2 separate regions of the Homo sapiens genome follow, and region 1 is linked to region 2. Evidence: read pairs that join two places in POLR2A ChIA-PET (ENCODE). Cell type or tissue: CD4-positive, alpha-beta T cell. All regions are shown on one strand. Each heading gives the region's core, and the rest is flanking DNA. Links, peaks and the distances in the headings are about the cores only.

Region 1 (16,496 bases), core at 5,416-10,415, 64 kb before region 2:
ATCTGCCTGCCTCAGCCTCCCAAAATGCTGGGATTACAGGTGTGAGCCACTGAGCCCGGCTCAGATGCTTTTCAAAATGATCATGTTTTCCATATTTCAAGGACTAAATATAGTTTTTGGTAACTTTCAATTTTAATATATTTATCATTTATAGAGAAGATGCAAGGATAATACAAAGAACTCTGGTACACATTTTACCTAAATTCATCTTTTTCCCCTCCATATACATTAGTTTATTTTGAACAGGTTGAGAGTAAACTTCCATTACCATTAAATATATCAGTGTGTATTTCCTAGAAACAAGGACATCCTCTCATCAAAATCAGGAACTACAGTATTAATACAATATTACCAAATCCATAGTCTGTATTCAAAATTTTATCACGTTTCAATAGATGCTATGTATAGTTACTTCCGATTTCCCAACAATCACAGGAGCCAAGCCAGAGTCACACATTGTAATTAGTTGTCATTGATCTTACTTGACTTTGAAATTTTGATAGGTACTGGCCACTTGTTTTGTAGAATGTCTTTCATTTTGGTTTTGTTTGATATATCTGATGTAGGATTTTTCTCGGTCACTTTGCCAACCAGGGACCCGTCCATAGCTAGTGACACCCCCCCCCCGCAAAACCCCCAGGCCTCACTTGACCTGCTGCCTGTGTTATAGTTTGTATCTGCATTCGGTGGTTCCTGAACTCTTGTCCCACATCCAAGAAGAATGAGGATATGCTGACAATTTGAAGGATGAGAAGGATGGAGAAGAATTTTATTGAGCGATGGAACAGCTCTCAGCGGAGAGGGGATGTGGTAGGTGGAGGTGGTCCCCCACCCCTGCAGTCAGGTGGTTTCTCACCCAATGTGGCTAGGTCTGGGCATTTATGGATTCAGAATGGAAAGTGTGTGCTGATTGGTTTGTGAGTATGCAAAAACAGTTAAAGTGAAGACACCACTCAAAGGTGGGCACGACAGTGTAGAAAACCAATTAGGAAAGGGTAGGTGTATATAAAATGGGTGAAAGGTGGGGATCAATCAAAGAAAAATGTGCCAAATGGGAAGACAGGTTTTTAATCCGGTCCATGGATTTGACTTGTAGCTTGGCTTTCAGGCTTTAAACTGTCTTCAGCTTGGAGATGGGGTTTCACTGGGGATCTGCCTAGGCATTTGTCTGCCTCCTGCGGCTATCATTTCCTCATGATTATATTTAAGTTTGCATTTTTTTTGGATAGAAATGCAAGGGAAGTGATACGTTTTTATATCAATCAGGGTCCATTCAGAAACAGATATCATATTGGCGATTTTAACAGGAAAAATTTAAAGAATTATTTTCTAGTAAAAGATGATCAGTTACTAAAAGAGGACTCTATGATACAGAAGAAGCAGCTACGAAAAGGAGCTGTTACTTCTAGGGCTGAAGAAGAGTTAATAAAGGAGTTACTTAAGTTAAAGGAAATGCTCCCTTCCCCACCTGCAAGATTAGAGATTCAGATCTCTGAGGGGAGGGTGTGTTTCCTACCACAGGAACATGCAGTCCACCCACTGATGAGGCCGAGAAGTTGCGGGAGGGTGTGGGCCTCTGTTGAGCAGCCAGTGGGAGCCTTTTAGTGGTGCCTCCTTTATCCTTTTGACATGTCCATATGATTTTTTGAGGAATTCTTTACTTTCAGGCACATAAGATGTTCCGATTTTATCTTGTAGCATTCAGCATGAATGGACCTGGAGGACATCATGCTGAGTGAAATAAGACACACACAGAAAGAAAAATATGATATGATATCGGTTGTATGTGGAGTCTTGAAAAAAATCACCATAGAAACAGTGTAGGAAGATGGTTACCAGGGGCGGGGTAGGGGAAATGGGAAGATGTAGGTCAAAAGGTACGAAGTTGCGGTTAGATTCTAATGTTCTAGTGTGTAACATAAGGACTATAGTTAATATTGTATTGTATACTGGTACTTTGCCAGGAGAGTAGATTTTAGGTACTCTTACCACCAAAAAAAAAATAACTACATGAGATGATGAATATGTTAATTTGCTTGACTGAAGTAATCACTTCACTATGTATATGTGTATCAATCAAAATATCTTGTATGCCTCAAATGTATATTTTTAAAAAGTTTTGTGGTTCTCTTACCCTTATCCTAGAATCAGTCATTTCACCAAGGGGTCTTGGTTCTTTTAGTGGAAAATGGTATTGAAAAACCAAGATGTGATTACGAGTTGTGTTTGTTGCTACTTGTGTGTCACTGCTTCAGTGTCAGCAGACAGAGCTAGGAAATTGTTTATTTCCAAGAGTGAACCAAGTTCCCATTATATTCATTGTATGTATACATTTATTCACATATAAGAAAACACAGGAAGTGATTTTTTAACTGATAAGCCATACGATGTGTGAAGCAAGCCTACTAGTAAGAGTTCCATATTTGTTTAAAGTTCTGGTTTCTCTTGTTAAGGCAAAATATATAAGTCATGAAATGTACAACTCTTTTTTTTCTTTTTTTTTTGAGGCGGAGTCTCGATCTCTTGCCCAGGCTGGAGTGCAATGGTGCGATCTTGGCTCACTGCAACCTCTGCCTTCTGGGTTCAAGCTATTCTTCTGCCTCAGCCTCCCGAGTAGCTGGAACTACAGGCGCCTGCCATCATGTCTGGCTAATTTTTATATTTTTAGTAGAGATGGGGTTTCACCATGTTGGCCAGGCTGGTCTCGAACTCCTGACCTTGTGCCGCCCACCTCGGCCTCCCAAAGTGCTGGGATTACAGGCGTGAGCCACTGCACCTGGCCGAAATATACAACTCTTAAGGATACAATTCAATTTATTTTGACAAATGCATCATAACTGTTATCTGTAATCAAAAAATTTAGAAGATTTTCATCATCCAAGAAAATTTCCTCATGCTCCTATCCAGTCATCTTCTCCTAGTCCTAGAGGCAACTATTGCTCTGATTTTTTTTTTTTTTTTTTTTTTTTTTTTTTTTTTTTTGAGATAGAGTCTCTATCACTCAGGCTGGAGTGCGATGGTGCAAACATGGCTCACTGCAGCTTCGACCTCCCAGGCTCAAATGATCCTCCCAGCTAGCCTGTGGAGTAGGTGGGACCACAGGAGTGTGCTACCATGCTAGGATAATTTTTTTTTATTTTTTGTAGAGATGAGGTTTCCTTATTTTCCCCGAGCTGGTCTTGAATTCCTGGGTTTGAGTAATCTTTCCACCTCAGCCTCCCGAAGTGCTGAGATTACAGGCATGAGCCATCAAGCCTGGTCTTTTGAATTTTTCTTTTTTTTAAATTATAGATTAATTTTGCCTATTTTAGAACTTAGTATAAATGGACAGATACTGATAGTGGTGGGAAGCAGACAAATTCCTAGGTAGATACGGGCGGGTCCCTGGTGAAAACCAACCTTCGAGTCAAAGACCGCCGGAAGCCTGAAAACTCACCTGCCAGTTCTGGGTAGAATCTAAGACCCAAGTGAGAACTCCCGCAATGCCTTTTAGCCAATCAAATGGTGCTTTTTCCAGGCTGCCTATGGACCAATCAGCACACACTCCCCCATTCTGAGCCCATAAAAACTCCCGGACTCAGCTACACAGTGGGACTACCACCTTTGGGTCCCCTCTCTGCTGGGAGCTGTTCTGTTGCTGAATAAACGTCCTCTCTGCCTTGGTTACTCTGCAATTGTCAGTGTAACCTCATTCTTCTTGGACGCAGGACAAGAACTCGGGACCTGCCGAACAGCGGGTGCAAAAGAACAGCAGGTGAAAGGCTGTAGCCCTCCTGCCCTCTCCTGGCACCAGGCGGCCACCCCACGTTATGGGAAGTGGTGGTGGCGCCAGGCCAGCCCAGGAGCCGTGGGCTGGTGGGACTGAACAAGTTGGGACATGCCCCCGTTCGGCAAAGCTTGTGGACAGCAGGAATGAATGAACTGTAACACAAACGAGCTGAGACTCTTCGGGGTGCAGACCTCGGGATTCCCCAAGCCAGAGCTGTAACATGCTGTAACACCCCCCACCGCATTTTTTTTTCTTTTTCTTTTGAGACAGAGTCTCACTCTATCACCCAGACTGGAGTGCAGTGGTGTGATCTTGGCTCACTGCAACTTACTGCCTCCCAGGTTCAAGTGATTCTCCTGCCTCAGCCTCCTGAGTAACTGAGATTACAGGTGCCTGCCACGACTTCCGGCTAATTTGTTGTATTTTTAGTAGAGATGGGGTTTCGCCACGTTGGCCCGGCTGGTCTCGAACTCCTGACCTCACGTAATTCTCCCACCTCAGGCTCCCAAAGTGTGGGGATTACCGGCATGAGCCACTGCACCTGACCTTTGAAGTTCCGCAGTTGCTGGTGTCTTTTGAGTTTTTTGGACGCCACTGCGTTCCCTTCGTTCATATGCCAGTGCCCAAGGCAGAAGCTGCTTGCAGTATACCTGATCCAGCCACAGCTTCACATGAAGCTGGTGCCTGGAGGTGATGCCCTGCTGTAGCAGCTAGCATACCTGGCTTGCCCTTGGTGGGTGTGAGATCTGGGCCAGTACCGCTAGCCAAGAGCCAAGCACAGCCTGCCAAGCCCAGTGGGTGGAGCCAGCCCAGTGGTCACGAGTGAATCTTGATCTTGAGCAGGGCCCCCCCGGCCGTGGAGGTCTCTGGCTGTGGAACACCACCAAAAAATCCTGTGTCAATAGCATGTTCCTTTTGCATTTGTTTGATTTCTTTCACTGTAATATCTGTGAACTTGTATGTATCAGTAGTAGGTTTTGTTTTGTGTTTTGGTGGGGTAGTATTACATTTTATGAATACAGTAGCCCTCCCTTCTCCTCAGGGGACATGTTCCAAGGCCCCTGCTGTAGACAGCATCTAACCCAGTTGCCTTCAATGAGAATATGTTTCTGTTCATATCTTCCACCCACAAATTTAATGCCTTTTCTGTCTTAACGAAGCACTTACCGTGGCCCATGGCAGTAACTTCTGCAGTTTGAGTTGCAACAGCAAAACTAGCACACATTCTTTTCCCTTCTTCACAATTTAACAGATAGAGGATTTATTCTTACCATAGATGTTAGCAACCTCGGAATACTTGTTTTGTTTTTTGTTTGTTTGTTTGTTTTGTTTTGTTTTTTTGTTTTTTGTTTTTTTTTAGTAAGTCAAGAACCTTCACCTTTTTATTTAAAGGAAGCACTTTACACTTCTCTTTGGCATGTCTGCATAGCCAGCATTACTACTCTTGCGCTTTGTGGCCATTATTAAGTAAAATAAGAGTTACTTGCACTGCAGTACTGTGGCAGTCAATCTGATAACTGAGAGGGACACTAACGGGCAGGGAGTGTCCCCAGCGTGTTTCCACTGGATGAAGGGGTGATTTATGTCCCAGGTGGGATGGAGCAGGACAGTGCAAGATTTTATCACAGTACTCAGAACAGCATGCAATGTAAAACTTATGAGTAGTTTATTTCTGGAATTTTTCATCTGATATTTTCAGACCTCGGTTGACTACTGGTAACTGAAATTGTAGAAAGCACACCTGCAGATAAGGGTGGGGAACTATCGTATTTCTCATCTTATTCATTCCCTTTTGATGGGCGTTTGGGTTCTATCTGTATTTTCTTCTAAGAAGCCTTATAGTTTTATGTTTATGTCTGTAATTTATTTTTAAATTTTTTTAGAGACAGGCTCTTGCTATAGTACCCAGGCTGGTCTCAAACTCCTGGCCTCAAGCTCTTCTCCCAACATGGCCTCCCAAAGTGTTGGGATTACAAGCATGAACCAGTGTGCCCGGTCTGTGATCTATTTTGAGTTAATTTTTGTGTATAGTTGAGGTAGCACTGAGGTTCCTTTTTTTCCCCATATGGATATATAATGACTTCCTATAACATTGTTTGACTATTTTTCCTCTCTTAATTGCGTCAGAGCTTTGTTGAGAATCAGTTGATTGTATAAATGTAGTTCTGTTTCTGGACTTAATTCTGTTTAGTTGATATCTTTATTATTAAGCTAATAACACACTCCTGATTCTTCTAGTTTTATATTAAGTCTTGAAGAAAGGTATTATAAGTCTTTCTTCTCTTTTCAAGATTGTTTTGGCTATTCTAGGTCCTTTGCATTTCCATATACACTTTAAAAGCAACCTGTCAATTTCTGTTAAAAAATCCTGCTGGGGCAAGGCATAGTGGCTCACGTGTGTAATCTCAGCACTTTGGGAGGCTGAGATGGGAGGATCACTTGGGCTCAGGATTTCAAACCAGCTTGGGCAACATGGTGAGACTCTGTCTCTACAAAAAAACCTAAGAATTAGCTGAGCGTGGTGGCTTGTGCCTATGGTCCCAGCTACTTGGGAGGCTAAAGTGGGAGGATCGCTTGAGCCCAGGAGGTCAAGGCTTCAGAGAGCCGTGGTTGCACCACTGCACTCCAGCCTGGACAACAGAGTGATACCCTGTATCAAAAAAAAAAAAAAATCCTGCTGGGGTTACAATTGGGGTTGATATGAATCTGTAGATAAATTTGGGGAAAATTGACATCTTAATGTTGAGTCTTATAATTCATGAATATGAAACCACCTTTGCAGAACTATAAGTAATGAGAGAAGTCTAATATGGTTGACTCCATCTTGCTTCCAACCTCTCAAGTTAAATTGTTTTTTTGTCCATTCTAATGTGGGGGCCAAGATAACTATAAGAGGAATTTAGTTTACAGTTAAAACCACATTCATAAAACAAAGTTAAAATTATGGTAGGGGCTTGAACTTTGCTGAAGAATAGACATAGTTGAACAATGACCCGCCATTACTTAGCTTGTTTTTGTTATATAAGTTGCTTACTGCCCCAGAGTCTTGTATCTGGGGTCGCAAGATTTAGAGCTTCTCCAACTTCTCCTGTAGGTAATATTACTATTGTAAAACCTGAAGAACTGGTCTTTGAGACATTTTTCAGATTTAGCATTTCAGGAGACCAAGAGATGCCACTTCGTCCTGAGACCGCTTCCCAGGAAATGACCTGGCTGTGTGAAAATGGTTTTAGACACCCCTGCAATTTCATCCCCAGCCAATCCGTTGTTTCAGTTCTCCAGCCCCCTGCCTGCCAAAGTAGTAGTTAAAAAACTCTAGCCTCTGAACTCTTGGGGGGATGAGTTTGAAAAGTGTCTGTCGTTCTCCTCACTTGGCTGGCCCTGCAATTATTAAACTCTTTGCTGCAACACCTGCTGTTCTCATTGTTTTTTTCAGGGCAGCAGGCAAGAAGAACCCCTCGGGCTATGACAAATAGGGTACAACTCTATTTATGTAGGCCTTAATTTTTTTCAGCAATGTTTTACAGTTTTCAGTGTAGAGGACTTACGTGTCTTTCGTTACATTTGTCCTGAAGTGCTTTATTTTTTGATGCTTTTATAACTGAAGTTATTGTGAAAAATTTATTTTGTGAATGTTTACTGGTAGTATGTAGAAACACAATTGGTTTTTGTATTTGTAACTGTATTCTGTTAGTTTGCCACTTATTTTGGCAGTTGCTTTTTAGATTTGTTAGGATTTTATATTTAGACAATGAATTTGTCTGCTAGTTTAATATCTATTTTCAGACTTCTGGATTCTGTTCATGATGGTATAACTGGGACTGGATTTATTCTTCTATCTTAAACAACTGGCAAACTGGGAAAATATATGGAACAATGGCTTCCTGATATTGGACAACAGGTAACACAAGACAGTGATTCCTGAGAGGAGGGGAATAAGTTAGGCGAGCCCCACAATTCCCCCTACTTAATGCATGGAGAGACTATCCAAGGTGCAGTGCAGGAAGGGGGAACCCAGACAGAGCCTGCCAGTTTCACTGAGCTTCAGAGGGAGAGAGTGTGGAGTTTGAGAAGACTAAGGCAAAGACTAAGATTTGTGGGTCAGAGTACCAGAGAAAAGAGAGATGCGCAAAGAGTGAGCTCTAGATAACTACAGAGGAATCCTCTCAAGCCTTTGGTTGAGTTCTGAGCTGAACCACTTCAAAGGAGTAGGCAGAACAACTCTTAGATCTCACACAGTGCTAGGAATAGTGTTTTCACCTGCCAGAGTGGAAAGATGTTCTTAATATATGGGATTTTCAGTAAAGTTCTGAGAAGACTTTTGACTCACTAGCGCATTCAAATTAGTTCTAGACTTACATAAAGCCCTGATAAAGCTTTAATATGGTGGGAAGCATGGATCCATGGATTGTTCACATTTTTGCATGTCTTTCAAGCAGAGGCCCTAACTGACCTTTTGTTCCAGACTATCTTTTCAAGAATATCTGAATAGTGAACAGCCTTAGAATACAGAAATAGTGTCTCCTTCTGGGGCCAAGGGCAGATTTGTTTATTGTCCAGTATAATAAAGGTCATGTATCCTTTTGGGACAAAATATAGTACTGCTTGTAGCACATTATAAAAATTCAGATTCCTTAAGCTCAAGGGAGATTCCCTAAGGTCTCCTCTCATTTGACCCACTCAATGTTTTCTGGTAGTTAGGTTATTTGAGGGGACGAGGTGTAGGAGATGGCAAAGAAGAGGAGAAAAAGAAAATTTCTACCCTGATTATCAAAGATACCAAGAATGTCATCTCCTTTAATCCCTGTACCAACTCAGCAAGTTAGGTTTCATTATTATTTCCATTTTACATAAGGAAACTGAGGTTCACAGACATTAAACTGCTCAAGCTGTGATGTAGACCCACTGGTTGCACAGCATCCATCTGGCCTTTTCCATATTGCTGCTTTGAGACTTGGGAGGCAAGAAAAACCAATGCAAACAGGAATCTCATGTTGCTTGCTACACTGTAAATAGTAATGTCCTTTGCCTTTGAGCCAGGAGTTTTGTGTCTTTAGCTAATATTTGTGAAACTTGGCAGGTTAATGTGTTTGCTCAGAAGTAGCATAAAATCTCTGATTCTTCACAGTTCTAGATAAAAAACAGGCCTCAAAAGGATCAAACTGATAACAGGTAACTGTGTTCCATAAAAAGAGATGGCAATTTTTATTTATTTATTTATTTATTTTTAGAGACACAGTTTTACTCTTGTTGCCCAGACTGGAGTGCAATGGTGCGATCTCAGCTCACTGCAACCTCCATCTCCCAGGTTCAAGTGATTCTCCTGCCTCAGCCTCCTGAGTAGCTGGGGTTACAGGCACCCACCACCATGCTCAGCTAATTTTTGTATTTTTTTTTTTTTAGTAGAGACAGAGTTTCACCATGTTGGCCAGCCTGGTCTTGAACTCTTGACCTCAGGTGATCTGTCTGCCTCGGCCTCCCAAACTGGGATTACAGGTGTGAGCTACTGCCCATGGCAGCGATTTTTAAAAGAACACAACAATATCTGGCACTCTGTAGCATACAATTCACAATGTCTGGCATCCAGGTAAAAATTGCCACACAAGCCAGGTGTGGTGGCTGTCGTCTGTAATCCCAGCGCATTGAGTGTCCAAAGTGGGAGGATCACATGAGGCCAAGAGTTTGAGACCAACCTGGATAACATAGGAAGACCTCATCTCTACAAAAAATTTAAAAATTAGCCAGGCATGGTGGTACGCACCTGTAGTCCCAGCTACACAGGAGGCTGAGGTGGGAGAATTGTTTAAGGCCAGGAGGTGGAGGTTATAGTGAGCTGTGATCCTGCCACTGCACTCCAGCCTATGCAACAGAGTGAGACCCCGTCTCTTGCCAGGCTTGCTAAGAAGGAGGTAAATGTGATCTATAACAAGGAGAAAAAAAATTAATAGAAAGAGACCCAGAAATCACAAAGCTGATAGAATTATCAGCAAGGATGATAAATCAGGTTTTATAAATACACTCCATATGTTCAGAGAATAGAGGAAAATTGAACATGGTGAAGAGAAAAATGGAAGATATTCAAATAATATCTTCTAGAAATGAGAAGTGTAATATCTGAAATGATAAGATGAATATATGATGGATGGGATCAACAATGATTAGAAACTGCTGAAGGAAAGATTAGCTGACTTGAAAACGTATTATCAGAAAATATCCAAAATAAATACATGGAGGCTAGGAGTGGTGGCTCACACCTGTAATCCCAGAACTTTGGGAGGCTGAGGTGAATGGATCATTTGAGCCCAGGAGTTCAAGATCAGCCTGGGCAACATGGCAAAACCCCATCTCTACCAAAAAAATACAAAAATTAGCTGGGCTTGGTGGTGAACACCTATAGTCCCAGCTACTCAGGGTGCTGAGGTGGGAGGATAGCTTGAGCCCAGGAGGTGGAGGTTGCAGTGAGCTGAGATCACACCACTGCACTCCAGCCTGGGTGACAGAGCCAGACCCTGTTTCCCAAAAAAAAAAAAAAAGAAAGAAAGAAAAAAAGTAAAGGAAACAAACAAAATAAACACAAAGGGAAAACAGAAGATACCTCCCCCAACCCTGAAAAGATCAGAGCTTCAGTGACCTGTGGTACTACGTCAGTCAATCTAACATGTATAATTAGGGTTTCAGAAAGAGGACAAATTTGGCCCAAATTTTTCCAAATGAGATAAAAACTAAAAACTCATAGATCAAAGATGCTCAGTAGATTTTAGGCAGAAGAAACATGAAAAATTATATATACTGAGCTACATTATTAAGCTGCTGAAAGTCAATGATAAAGAGAACATGTTAAAAGCAGCCAGAGAAAAAATATATAATGGCATAGTTTCTTTGCATCAGAAACTATGCAAGCTGGAAAAAGTTAAATATATTTAAAACACTGGGGTGAGTATGGAAAACCCTGTCAACCTAGAGTTCTATGCATTCAAAAATACCTTTCAGAAATGAAGGCAAACTCAATTTTTTTAACATGAACACATGCTGAGAGAATTCATTGCAAACAGGCCACTAAAAGATATATTAAAGGAATTTTTTCTGCATGAAGGAAAATAACACCAAGGGAAAAGTTAGTTTTATACAAGGTAATGTAGAACATTTAGAAATGTTGAACCAGCCTTGCATCCCAGAGATGAAGCCCACTTGATCATGGTGGATAAGCTTTTTGATGTGCTGCTGGATTCGGTTTGCCAGCATTTTATTGAGGATTTTCGCATCAATGTTCATCAAGGATATTGGTCTAAGATTCTCTTTTTTGGTTGTGTCTCTGCCAGGCTTTGGTATCAGGATGATGCTGGCCTCATAAAATGAGTTAGGGAGGATTCCCTCTTTTTCTGTTGATTGGAATAGTTTCAGAAGGAATGGTACCCAGCTCCTCTTTGTACCTCTGGTAGAATTCGGCTGTGAATCCATCTGGTCCTGGACTTTTTTTGGTTGGTAAGCTATTGATTATTGCCTCAATTTCAGAGCCTGTTATTGGTCTATTCAGAGATTCAACTTCTTCCTGGTTTAGTCTTGGGAGGATGTATGTGTTAAGGAATTTATCCATTTCTTCTAGATTTTCTAGTTTATTTGCATAGAGGTGTTTATAGTATTCTCTGATGGTAGTTTGTATTTCTGTGGGGTCAGTGGTGATATCCCCTTTATCATTTTTTATTGTGTCTATTTGATTCTTCTCTCATTTCTTCTTTATTAGTCTTGCTAGTGGTCTATCAATTTTGTTTATCTCTTCAAAAAACCAGCTCCTGGATTCATTAATTTTTTGAAGGGTTTTTTGTGTCTCTATCTCCTTCAGTTCTGCTCTGATCTTAGTTATTTCTTGCCTTCTGCTAGCTTTTGAATGTGTTTGCTCTTGCTCTTCTAGTTCTTTTAGTTGTGATGTTAGGGTGTCAATTTTAGATCTTTCCTGCTTTCTCTTGTGGGCATTTAGTGCTATAAATTTCCCTCTACACACTGCTTTGAATGTGTCCCAGAGATTCTGGTATGTCGTGTCTTTGTTCCTGTTGGTTTCAAAGAACATCTTTATTTCTGCCTTCATTTCATTATTTACCCAGTAGCCATTCAGGAGCAGATTGCTCAGCTTCTATGTAGTTGAGTGGTTTTGAGTGAGTTTCTTAATCCTGAGTTCTAGTTTGATTGCACTGTGGTCTGAGAGACAGTTTGTTATAATTTCTGTTCTTTTACATTTGCTGAGGAGTGCTTTACTTCCAACTATGTGGTCAGTTTTGGAGTAGGTGTGGTGTGGTGCTGAATAGAATGTTTATTCTGTTGATTTGGAGTGGAGAGTTCTGTAGATGTCTATTAGGTCCGCTTGGTGCAGAGCTGAGTTCAATTCCTGGGTATCCTTGTTAACTTTCTGTCTCGTTGATCTGTCTAATGTTGACAGTGGGGTGTTAAAGTCTCCCATTATTATTGTGTGGGAGTCTAAGTCTCTTTGTAGGTCACTAAGGACTTGCTTTATGAATCTGGGTGCTCCTGTATTGGGTGCATATATATTTAGGATAGTTAGCTCTTCTTGTTGAATTGATCCCTTTACCATTATGTAATGGCCTTCTTTGTCTCTTTTGATCTTTGTTGGTTTAAAGTCTGTTTTATCAGAGACTAGGATTGCAACCCCTGCCTTTTTTTGTTTTCCATTTGCTTGGTAGATCTTCCTCCATCCCTTTATTTTGAGCCTATGTGTGTCTCTGCACATGAGATGGGTTTCCGGAATACAGCACACTGATGGGTCTTGACTCTTTATCCACTTTGCCAGTCTGTGTCCCTGGGATGCAAGGCTGGTTCAACATACGCAAATCAATAAATGTAATCCAATATATAAACAGAACCAAAGACAAAAACCACATGATTATCTCAATAGATGCAGAAAAGGCCTTTGACAAAATTCAACAACACTTCATGCTAAAAACTCTCAATAAATTAGGTATTGATGGGATGTATCTCAAAATAATAAGAGCTATCTATGACAAACCCACAGCTGATATCATACTGAATGGGCAAAAACTGGAAGCATTCCCTTTGAAAATGGGCACAAGACAGGGATGCCCTCTCTCACCACTCCTATTCAACATAGTGTTGGAAGTTCTGGCCAGGGCAATCAGGCAAGAGAAGGAAATAAAGGGTATTCAATTAGGAAAAGAGGAAGTCAAATTGTCCCTGTTTGCAGATGACATGATTGTATACCTAGAAAACCCCATTGTCTCTGCCCAAAATCTCCTCAAGCTGATAAGCAACTTCAGCAAAGTCTCAGGATACAAAATCAATGTACAAAAATCACAAGCATTCTTATACACCAATAACAGACAAACAGAGAGCCAAATCATGAGTGAACTCCCATTCACAATTGCTTCAAAGAGAATAAAATACCTAGGAATCCAACTTACAAGGGATGTGAAGGACCTCTTCAAGGAGAACTACAAACCACTGCTCAATGAAATAAAAGAGGACACAAAGAAATGGAAGAACATTCCATGCTCATGGGTAGGAAGAATCAATATCGTGAAAATGGCCATACTGCCCAAGGTAATTTATAGATTCAATGCCATCCCCATCAAGCTAGCAATGACTTTCTTCACAGAATTGGAAAAAACTACTTTGAAATTCATATGGAACCAAAAAAGAGTCCACATTGCCAAGTCAATCCTAAGCCAAAAGAACAAAGCTGGAGGCATCACGCTACCTGAATTCAAACTGTACTACAAGGCTACAGTAACCAAAACAGCATGGTACTGGTACCAAAACAGAGATATAGACCAATGGAACAGAACAGAGCCCTCAGAGATAATGCCGCATATCTACAACTATCTGATCTTTGACAAACCTGAGAAAAACAAGCAATGGGGAAAGGATTCCCTATTTAATAAATGGTGCTGGGAAAACTGGCTAGCCATACATAGAAAGCTGAAACTGGATCACTTCCTTACACCTTATACAAAAATTAATTCAAGATGGATTAAAGACTTCAATGTTAGACCTAAAACCATAAAAACCCTAGGAGACAACCTAGGCAATACCATTCAGGACATAGGCATGGGCAAGGACTTCATGTCTAAAACACCAAAAGCAATGGCAACAAAAGCCAAAATTGACAAATGGGATCTAATTAAACTAAAGAGCTTCTGCACAGCAAAAGAAACTATCATCAGAGTGAACAGGCAACCTACAGAATGGGAGAAAATTTTCACAACCTACTCATCTGACAAAGGGCTAATATCCAGAATCTACAATGAACTCAAACAAATTTACAAGAAAAAAACAACCCCATCAAAAAGTGGGCAAAGGATATGAACAGACACTTCTCAAAAGAAGGCATTTATGCAGCCAAAAAACACATGAAAAAATGCTCATCGTCACTGGCCACCAGAGAAATGCAAATCAAAACCACAATGAGATACCATCTCACACCAGTTAGAATGGCAATCATTAAAAAGTCAGGAAACAACAGGTGCTGGAGAGGATGTGGAGAAATAGGAACACTTTTACACTGTTGGTGGGACTGTAAACTAGTTCAACCATTGTGGAAGTCAGTGTGGCCATTCCTCAGGGATCTAGAACTAGAAATACCATTTGACCCAGCCATCCCATTACTGGGTATATACCCAAAGGACTATAAATCATGCTGCTATAAAGACACATGCACACTTATGTTTATTGCGGCATTATTCACAATAGCAAAGACTTGGAACCAACCCAAATGTCCAACAATGATAGACTGGATTAAGAAAATGTGGCACATATACACCATGGAATACTATGCAGCCATAAAAAATGATGAGTTCATGTCCTTTGTAGGGACATGGATGAAGCTGGAAACCATCATTCTCAGCAAACTATTGCAAGGACAAAAAACCAAACACCGCATGTTCTCACTCATAGGTGGGACTTGAACTATGAGAACACATGGACACAGGAAGGGGAACATCACACACCGGGGACTGTTGTGGGGTGGGGGGAGGGGGGAGGGATAGCATTAGGAGATATACCTAATGCTAAATGACGATTTAATGGGTGCAGCACACCAACATGGCACATGTATACATATGTAACAAACCTGTAAGTTGTGCATATGTACCCTAAAACTTTATACTTTAAGTTTTATAATAATAAAATAAAATAAAATAAATGTTAAATATGTGTATAAGTGTAAAAGACACCTGTTTTAATTTTTAAAGATATCTCTAAAAAATTAATAACCAGGCTGGGCCAGGTGGCTGACACCTGTAATCCCAGCACTTTGGGAAGCTGAGGCAGGAGGATCCTTTGAGCCCAGGAGTTTGAGACCAGCTGTGGCAACATAGCGAGACTCCGTCTCTACAAAAAATTAAAAAATTAGCCAGGCGTGGTGGTGCATGCTTGCAGTCTCAGCTACTTGAAGGCTGAAATGGGAGATTTCTTGAGCCTAGGAGTTCAAGGCTCAATATATGAAACAATGGTTCCATGTATTTTCTGCACTGCAGCCTGGCCAACAGAGCTGGACCTTGTCTCAAAAAAAGAAATGAGGAAAAATAATAATTTATTTTGGAATTTATAACAATAGAAGTAAAATGTATGAAAACGGCCAGGGAAAGGGAGATGGGTATACTATTGTAAAGTTCACTTCATATACATGAAGTAGTATAGTATTATTTGAAAGCAGAATGTGACTAAAGATGTGCAATGGAGAACCTAGAGCAATCATAACAGAAAGAAAAGAAGGAAGGAAGGGAGAAAAGAAAGAAAGAAAAATTAAGGAAAGGGAAGGAAGGAGGAGGGAGGGAATAAATCAAGAAAGGGAAAGATAAATAATAAGCAATAATAAAGTAGAATCATGAAAGACATTCGGTTTAAAAAAGAAAATGAACAGAAAATAAATAGAACATACAGAAGATAAATGCAAAGTAGTAGATATAAACTCAAGTAAAATGATAATCACATTATCTAAATGGCCAAAATTCTCCAATTAAAACGGGTCGTCAGATTAGATTTTTAAAAAAGGTCCAAGTGTATGCTATCTAAAACAAAAAAAAAACCACACTGAAATAATAGAAAAATCTATACCATACAAAGAGAGTTGGAGTGCCTATCTTAATCAGACAAAGTAGATTTCAGAACAAGAAATATTACTAAGCCTTGCTCTAAAATAGAGTGACAATTTTATAAGGGATAAGGGGTGATAATTTTATAAGGATAAAAGGGTCAGATAATCAGGAGAACATGTGTTTGCACCTAATAACATAGCTTCAAAATACATAAAGCAAAATCTAAGAGAACTTGAGAGGAAAAGACAGGTCCATAATTATAGTTGGAGGTTTTAACACCCCCACCCCACGTAATTAACAGAAAATCTGTGGTGGTATAGGAGCCTTGAACAGCATATCAGTTAAACTGTTTAATTGACATTAATATAACATTTAGTCCAACAAATGAATAATGTACATTCTTTTCCAGTGCACACAGACTTTTACCAAGATAGCACATATTCTGGCCATAAAACAAGTTTTAATACATTTACAAGGACTGAAATCATGCAAAGTATATTTGACCAAAACAGAATTAAACTAGACATCATTAATAAAACAATACCTGGAAAATCCCCAAATATTTGAAAATTAACAGTTTTTCTATAACCCATGGGTCAAAGAAGAAATAATGAATTAAATTACCAATATTTTGAATTGAACAAAAATGAAAACATTATCATCAT
Region 2 (6,701 bases), core at 1,544-6,543:
TTGTTTCCAGCTTTTGGCTATTAAAAATAAAGCTGTTATGAACATTTGGATACGAATCTTTGAATGGACATAGTCTTTCTTTTTTCTTGGCTAAATGCCTAGGAAGTGGCATGGCTGGATCATATGGTAGATGTATAGTTATGTATTAGTTGAAAACAAGGATGCCTTCTGAGAAATGCATCGTTAGGCAAATTCATCATCGTGGCAACATCATAGAATGTACTTACACAAACCTAGATGGAAGAGCCTACTACATACCTGGGCTATATGGGACAGCCTATTGCTCTTAGGCTGCAAACCTGCACAGCAAGTTACTGTACTAAATACTGTGGACAATTGTAACACAATGGCAAGTATTTATGTATTTAAACACATCCAAGCATAGAAAAAATACAGTAAAATACAGTATAAAAGATAAAAAATGGTACACCTGCATATGACACTTACCATGAATGGAGCTTGCAGATTACAGTATAAAAGATAAAAAACGGTACACCGGTATATGACACTTACCATGAATGGAACTTGCAGACTGGAAGTTGCCCTGAATGACCAATCGGTAAGTTAATGTAAAGGCCTAGGGCATTACTCCACATTACTATAGACTTTATAAATATTGTACGTTTAAGCTACAGTAAATGAAATAATGAAATAACCTTAGCTTACTGTAACTTGTTTACTTTATAAACTTTTACATTTACATTTTTAAAAACTTTTTTACTCTTTTTTTTTTTTTTTGAGACACAGTTTTGCTTTGTCACCTAGACTGGAGTGCAGTGGCATGATCTCAGCTCACTGTGACCTCCGCCTCCTGGGTTCAAGCGATTCTCACGCCTCAGCCTCCCGAGTAGCTGGGCCTACAGGCGCACGCCACCATACCCAGCTAATTTTTTTTTTTTACTCTTTTTGTGATACACTTAGCTTAAAATACAAACACATTGTGCAGTTGTACAAAATATTTTTCTTTATATCCTTATTCTATAAGCTTTTTTCTATTTTAAAACTATTTTTAATTTTTAAACTTTTTTTTAAAAAACAAGACATAAGCATGCACATTAGCCTCGGGCTACACAGGGTCAGGATCATCAGTATCACTGTCTTCCACCTCCACATCTTGTCCCACTGGAAGGCCTTCTTCGGAAGTAAGGCATGGAGCTGACACCTGCTATTATAACAATGCCTTCTTCTGCAACACCTCCTAAAGGACCTGCCTGAGGCTGTTTTACAGATAACTATTTTTTTTTCTTAATAAGTAGAAGGAATAGACTCTAAGATAATGATTAAAAATATAAGAAATAGCTGGGTGCCATGGCATGTGCCTGTAATCCTGGCTACTTGGGAGGCTGAGATGGAAGGATCCCTTGGGCCCAGGAGGTTGAGGCTGGCTGTTGAGTGATATGATTGTGCCTGTGAATAGCCACCACATTCCAGTCTGGGCAACATAGCCAGACCCCATCTCTAAAAAACCAAAAGTATACTAAATACATAAACAATAACAGTTGTTTATTATCATTATGAAGTATCATGTACTGTACATAATTGTATGTGCTATACTTTTACGTGACTGGCAGCACAGTGAGTTTGTTTGCACCTGCCTCACCACAAATACCTGAGTGTTTGTGCAGTGTCTTGAGCTACGACTTCATGGAATCACGAGGCAATAGAAATTTTTCAACTCCATTACAGTCTTATGGGAACACAGTGTATACATGGTTCTTTGTTGACAGAAACATTGTTATGTATATATGGTTCATTGTTATGTGTGCATGACTGTATATATTTGGTCTTCCTCCCATTTCCTGACATATAGCTTCTAAAATCCTTGGGATCTCCGGAGTGGTAAGAGTGTCTTATGTATGCTCATGAATGACTGGTGGCTGGAGGCTCCTAGATAGTTTTAGGATCGGGGGTGGTCACCAATAAGACCAAGGCATGATCAGAGGGCTGGGATTTTTAGCCCCACCCCTCAACTCCAGGGATGTTGAAGGTTGAGTTGATCAATGGCCATTAATGATGGCCAATGATGTAATCAATTATGCCTCTGTAATATATGCCTACGTGTGCCACTCCTCAACTCCAGGGATGTTGAAGGTTGAGTTGATCAATGGCCATCAATGATGGCCAATGATGTAATCAATTATGCCTATGTAATGAAGCTTCCATAAAAACCCAAAAGAACTTGTTCCAAGAGCTTCTGGACAGCTGAACAGGTGGTGGTTTCTTGCAGGTGGTGCACCTGTGTGGGGCCTGGAAAATCTGTGCCCCTTCTCACATGCCTTACCCCATGCATCTCTTCCATTTGGCCGTTCATCTGTATCTTTTGTAATATTCTTTAAAACAAATGAGTAAATGTTAAGTGTTTTCCTGAGTTCTGTGAGCCATCCAGCAAATTGGACCTGAGGAGGGTGTCAAGGATACCTAGATTTAGAGCCAGTCAGTCAGAAACTCAGGCCACATCCTGTGCTTGTGACTGGCATTGGAAGTGGGAGACAGTCTTGTCAGGCTGAGCCCTGACCTTTTGGGATCTGATGGTATCTCCAGGTAGATAGTATCGGAATTGAATTGAGTTAGAGGACACTTAGCTGCTGACCTCTGGAGAATTCACTGCAGAATCGATTGCTTGCTTGGCATGTGGGGAAAAATCCCTACACATTTGGTCACAAAAGCATTTTGTTGTGAGAGTATAGTATGGGAGAAACAGATTTTGGTGTTTTTTTTCCTATTCAATCTTTTGCATTATAGCTTATTCTTTTTGTATGTTGTTAAGGAAATCTTTGCCTAGTCCAAGGCCACAAAGGTTGCCTTAATGAATTCTTCTAGAAATTTTATAATTTTAGGTTTTACATTTAGGTCGGTAATGTATTTCTATTTAACTTTTTTTTCCTTTTTTTTTTTAAGAGATGGTCTTGCTCTATCACCCAGGCTGGAGTGCAGTGGCACCATCATAGTTCACTGTAGTCTTAAACTCCTGGGCTCAAAATCCTCTTGCCTCAGCCTCACAGCTAGCTGGAACCACAGGTGAATGCCACCATGCCTGGCCAATTAAAAAAAATTTTGTAGAGATGGGGTTTCACCCTGTTGCTCAGACTTGTCTTGATCTCCTGGCCTTAAGTGATCCTCTAGTCTTGGCCTCCTGGGCTGCTGGGATTACAGGCATGAGCCACAGTATCCAGCCTGTTTTTATATAACTTTTATACATGGTGTGAGATATAGGTTGAGGTTTTTTTTTTCTTATAAATGCCCAATTATTTTAGAACCATTTATTTAAATAAGTATCCTTTTTCCATTGAATTCTTTTGGCACCTATGTTGAAAATCAATTGATCGTGAACACATGGATTTTTTTTTTTTTTTTTTTTTTTTTTTTGAGCCAGAGTCTCTCTCTATTGCCCAGGCTGGAGTGCAGTGGGTGATCTCAGCTTACTGCAACCTCCTCCTCCCAGGTTCAAGTGATTCTCCTGCCTTATCCTCCTGAGTAGCTGGGATCACAGGTGTGCACCACCATGCCTGGCTAATTTTTGTATTTTTAATAGAGACAGGGGTCACTATGTTGGCCGGGCTAGTCTCAAACTCCTGACCTCAGGTGATCCGCCCACCTCAGCCTTCCAAGGTGCTGGGATTACAGGTGTGAGCCACCGTGCCTGGCCAACACATGGGTTTATTTCTGCATTCTCTTCTGTTCCTTTTTAAAATATATCTATCCTGTCACTTCTACCCCACTGTAATTTTATAGTAAGTCTATAAGTAAGAATATAGCGTAGTATAGTTCTCCAACTTTGTTTTTCTTTTTAAAAATTGTTTTATCTGTTCTTGGTCCTGAGGGTTTTACTACAGATTTTAGATAAATGTTCTTTTCATACATTTTGCGTATGTGTGAATATAATGGGGGAAATCACTGAGTTAATGGCAATATGCATTTTAAATTTTATAAGATAGCTTTAAATGGCCCCACCAATGTAAACTCTCCAGCGATGTATAAATTTGGGTGCCTATTTCTTTATACCCTCACAAGGCAGAGATAAGGTGAACCCCAGGCTCTTCATGATTATGATGACTTCACCCCTGGTTCCATTTTTGAAGGATAATGAGGGGTTTTTACCTAGAAGGAGGTCTTTCATATTCTTCACACTGGAACATCTACAATACACATCTTTCCCTTGCTAGTAATGCTCTCACAGGGCAAAGTTTTGGTGATAGTAAAGTCTTTATTTCTATATTAGCACTGAGAAGGGAAAGGAAGTAAAGAAGAGGGAAGAAAACTGGTGGCACAGAGGAAAGAGCATAAAAATGATGTGGTAAAAGCTAAAGAAGAAGTGGTTTTCAAGGGGGAGGGAGCACTTACTAGAACAAAATGCCAAAGAGTTGTAAAGTAACATAATGAGAGGAGAGTATTCAATGGAAATGGCAATATGAAGGTCATGTTTATCATTCTTCACTGGTGTGGTGGTGACAGGTGAAATTTCAGCAGGCTGATCATACAAGGTAAGGAAATGGAAACAATGAGTTTAGATGGTTTGAAGTCTGGTTAAGACAGGAAGGAAAGAGATAATATCTAAGTAGAGTCATATGTCGGGTCAATAGATCTTAAAATACAGATAGAAGACAGTAACACATTTTGTAACTTGAGGTAACAAAATTATGTTGAAAGGGAGAGATTAAAAATGCATGTGGGTGTGGCTGGGTACAGTGGTTCATGCCTGTAATCTCAGCACTTTGGGAGGCCGAGGCAGGCAGATCACTTGAGGCCAGGAGTTTGAGATCAGTCTGGCCAACATGGTGAAACCCCGTCTCTACTAAAAATACAAAAATTAGCTGAGCACGTTAGCACATGCCTGTAGTCCCAGCTACTCAGGAGAGTGAGGCACGAGAATCACTTGAACCCAGGAGGTGGAGTTTGCAGTGAGCCGAGATCGTGCGACTGCACTCCAGCCTGGATGACAGAGTGAGACTTCATCTCAAAAAAAACCCAAAAAATATGCATGTGAGAGAGGATGCTTTATAGACCAAGATTCTTGAGTCAGTGGATGAATATGAAGCTGACTGGACAACTGGAAGAAGTAACCTTGGGTAGAAAGAGTGCCCCTTCCCCATGGAAGAAGGAAAGATGGGTGAGGATTCTGATGGGTTTATTACAAGTGATAGGGAAGTAAACTGTTATTACCTGGTGAACTTCATTTTCTCAGTGAAATCAAAGACAAGGTCATATACTAAGAAGGAGAGAGGAAATAATAGGTTTGGGGGTCTATGGACAGCAGAATTTTTGAATAATCACAAAGGGGAAAGAGAGGCATCTGCCTAGAGACACGACATTGCTGGGCAGCCCTGCGAGCTTGGGTGAGGCAGGGGGCCGAACATTTTCAGTGATTTCAATCTGTACTATTGCACGGTTTTTGGCAGCAGCCTACATGGGATTTGTCATAATAACAGAGAAATCAAATAGCAAGAAGGATGGAGGGAGAGGATGTTACAGAATGGTTTCAGGGGAAGAGAAAAGGTGTCAGAAAAGAGAAGTAGCCAGAAGTAGGCAAGAAACCCAAATAATAGGGTCCCTGAAGTGAGGGACATGTATAGGAAAAGATTTGGGAATAATAGTGTAGGAGATGAAATAAAACACCACAGTGAACATTTTTGTACATGTATTCTGTTTTCTCATGTTTTGAAAGCATGAGCCAAAAACGTATGCCAAAACAAAAATGTTAATAGATACCACTGGATTACTTTCCAAAAAGACTGAAGCAGTTTTACTGCCACTGGCAACAGATGAGGGTACTAGTCCTAGGTCCTTCTCAGCTCCATGTGTTCTCAATGTTTTAAATTCTGGCTAATTATTATTATTACTATTTTTGTGGGGGAAGAAGGATGTTATAGCTTTGTCATCATTTGTGCTTTCCACACTATTAGTGGCTTTGAGCATCTTCTCAAGTAAGTTAGTTATTTGTATTTCCTCTGAGTTACATGTTTATATCCTTTGGCTATTCACTCTATCAGGGTTTTTTTCTTTTTTTCTTTTTTTGTCTTTTTTCTTATCAATATGTAGGCACTCTTTGAGGCACATGCCACCTGCTTATTTGTCAGTCATATGTGTTGCAAATATTTTATATTATTTGTTTTCTTAAAACATTATGGAGTGTTTTTTTCCTTCTATTCATACATTTTAAGTTTTAAAAAAATCGTGTGTGTGTCTGTGTATTTTAGAGACAGGTGCTCACTTTTTTGCCCAGGCTGGAGTACCGTGGTGTAATCATGGCTCACTGTAGCCTCGACCTCTTGTGCTCAAGTGATGCTCCTGCCTCAACCTCCTGAGTAGCTGGGACCACAGGTGTGCATCACTGTGGCTGGCTTTTTTTTTTTAATTGACAAATAAAAATTGTATATATTACAATGTACAACATGTTGTTTTGAAATATATATATACATTGTGGAATGGGTAAATAAGCTAATTAACATATGCATTACTTCACATATTTGTGTGTGTGAGGTGAGAACACTTAAAATCTATTTTCTTTTTCTTTTTTAAAAGAGACGTTTATTCAGCCTCACGATCAGACTATTCCATTTAGCAATCAACAGCATGGGTGCAAAAAAAAAAAAAGTCTACATTAAAACCCTTTGTTGGAATGCTTTATACTTTCCACAGAACAGAAACCAAAATAACCTGTTATACAATTAGTCACAAACACAGTCCTCAAGTTTTTTGCCCAT

Evidence for each region. ChIA-PET counts read pairs that join two places held together with the same protein. Peaks named below come from ENCODE experiments on the same cell type or tissue, not always from the same donor. Only the 100,000 strongest peaks of a DNase experiment are listed, where the experiment ranks them.
Region 1: POLR2A ChIA-PET joins it to region 2 with 5 read pairs; 12 of 35 experiments call an interaction of 5 or more read pairs at or near these places.

Annotation. Positions count from the first base shown.
Region 1 is chr12:8,952,431-8,968,926 of GRCh38, forward strand. It overlaps a transcript of KLRG1 not described here. Among named protein-coding and RNA genes, the nearest start is that of M6PR, 11 kb to the left of the region's middle. RefSeq lists an enhancer at 3,399-4,598. In CD4-positive, alpha-beta T cell, for the core only: no CTCF peak of the experiment used is centred there; a DNase peak (open chromatin) is centred at 7,961; H3K27ac peaks cover 1,811 bases.
Region 2 is chr12:9,020,681-9,027,381 of GRCh38, forward strand. It overlaps a transcript of KLRG1 not described here. Among named protein-coding and RNA genes, the nearest start is that of KLRG1, 34 kb to the left of the region's middle. In CD4-positive, alpha-beta T cell, for the core only: no CTCF peak of the experiment used is centred there; a DNase peak (open chromatin) is centred at 4,541; H3K27ac peaks cover 3,940 bases.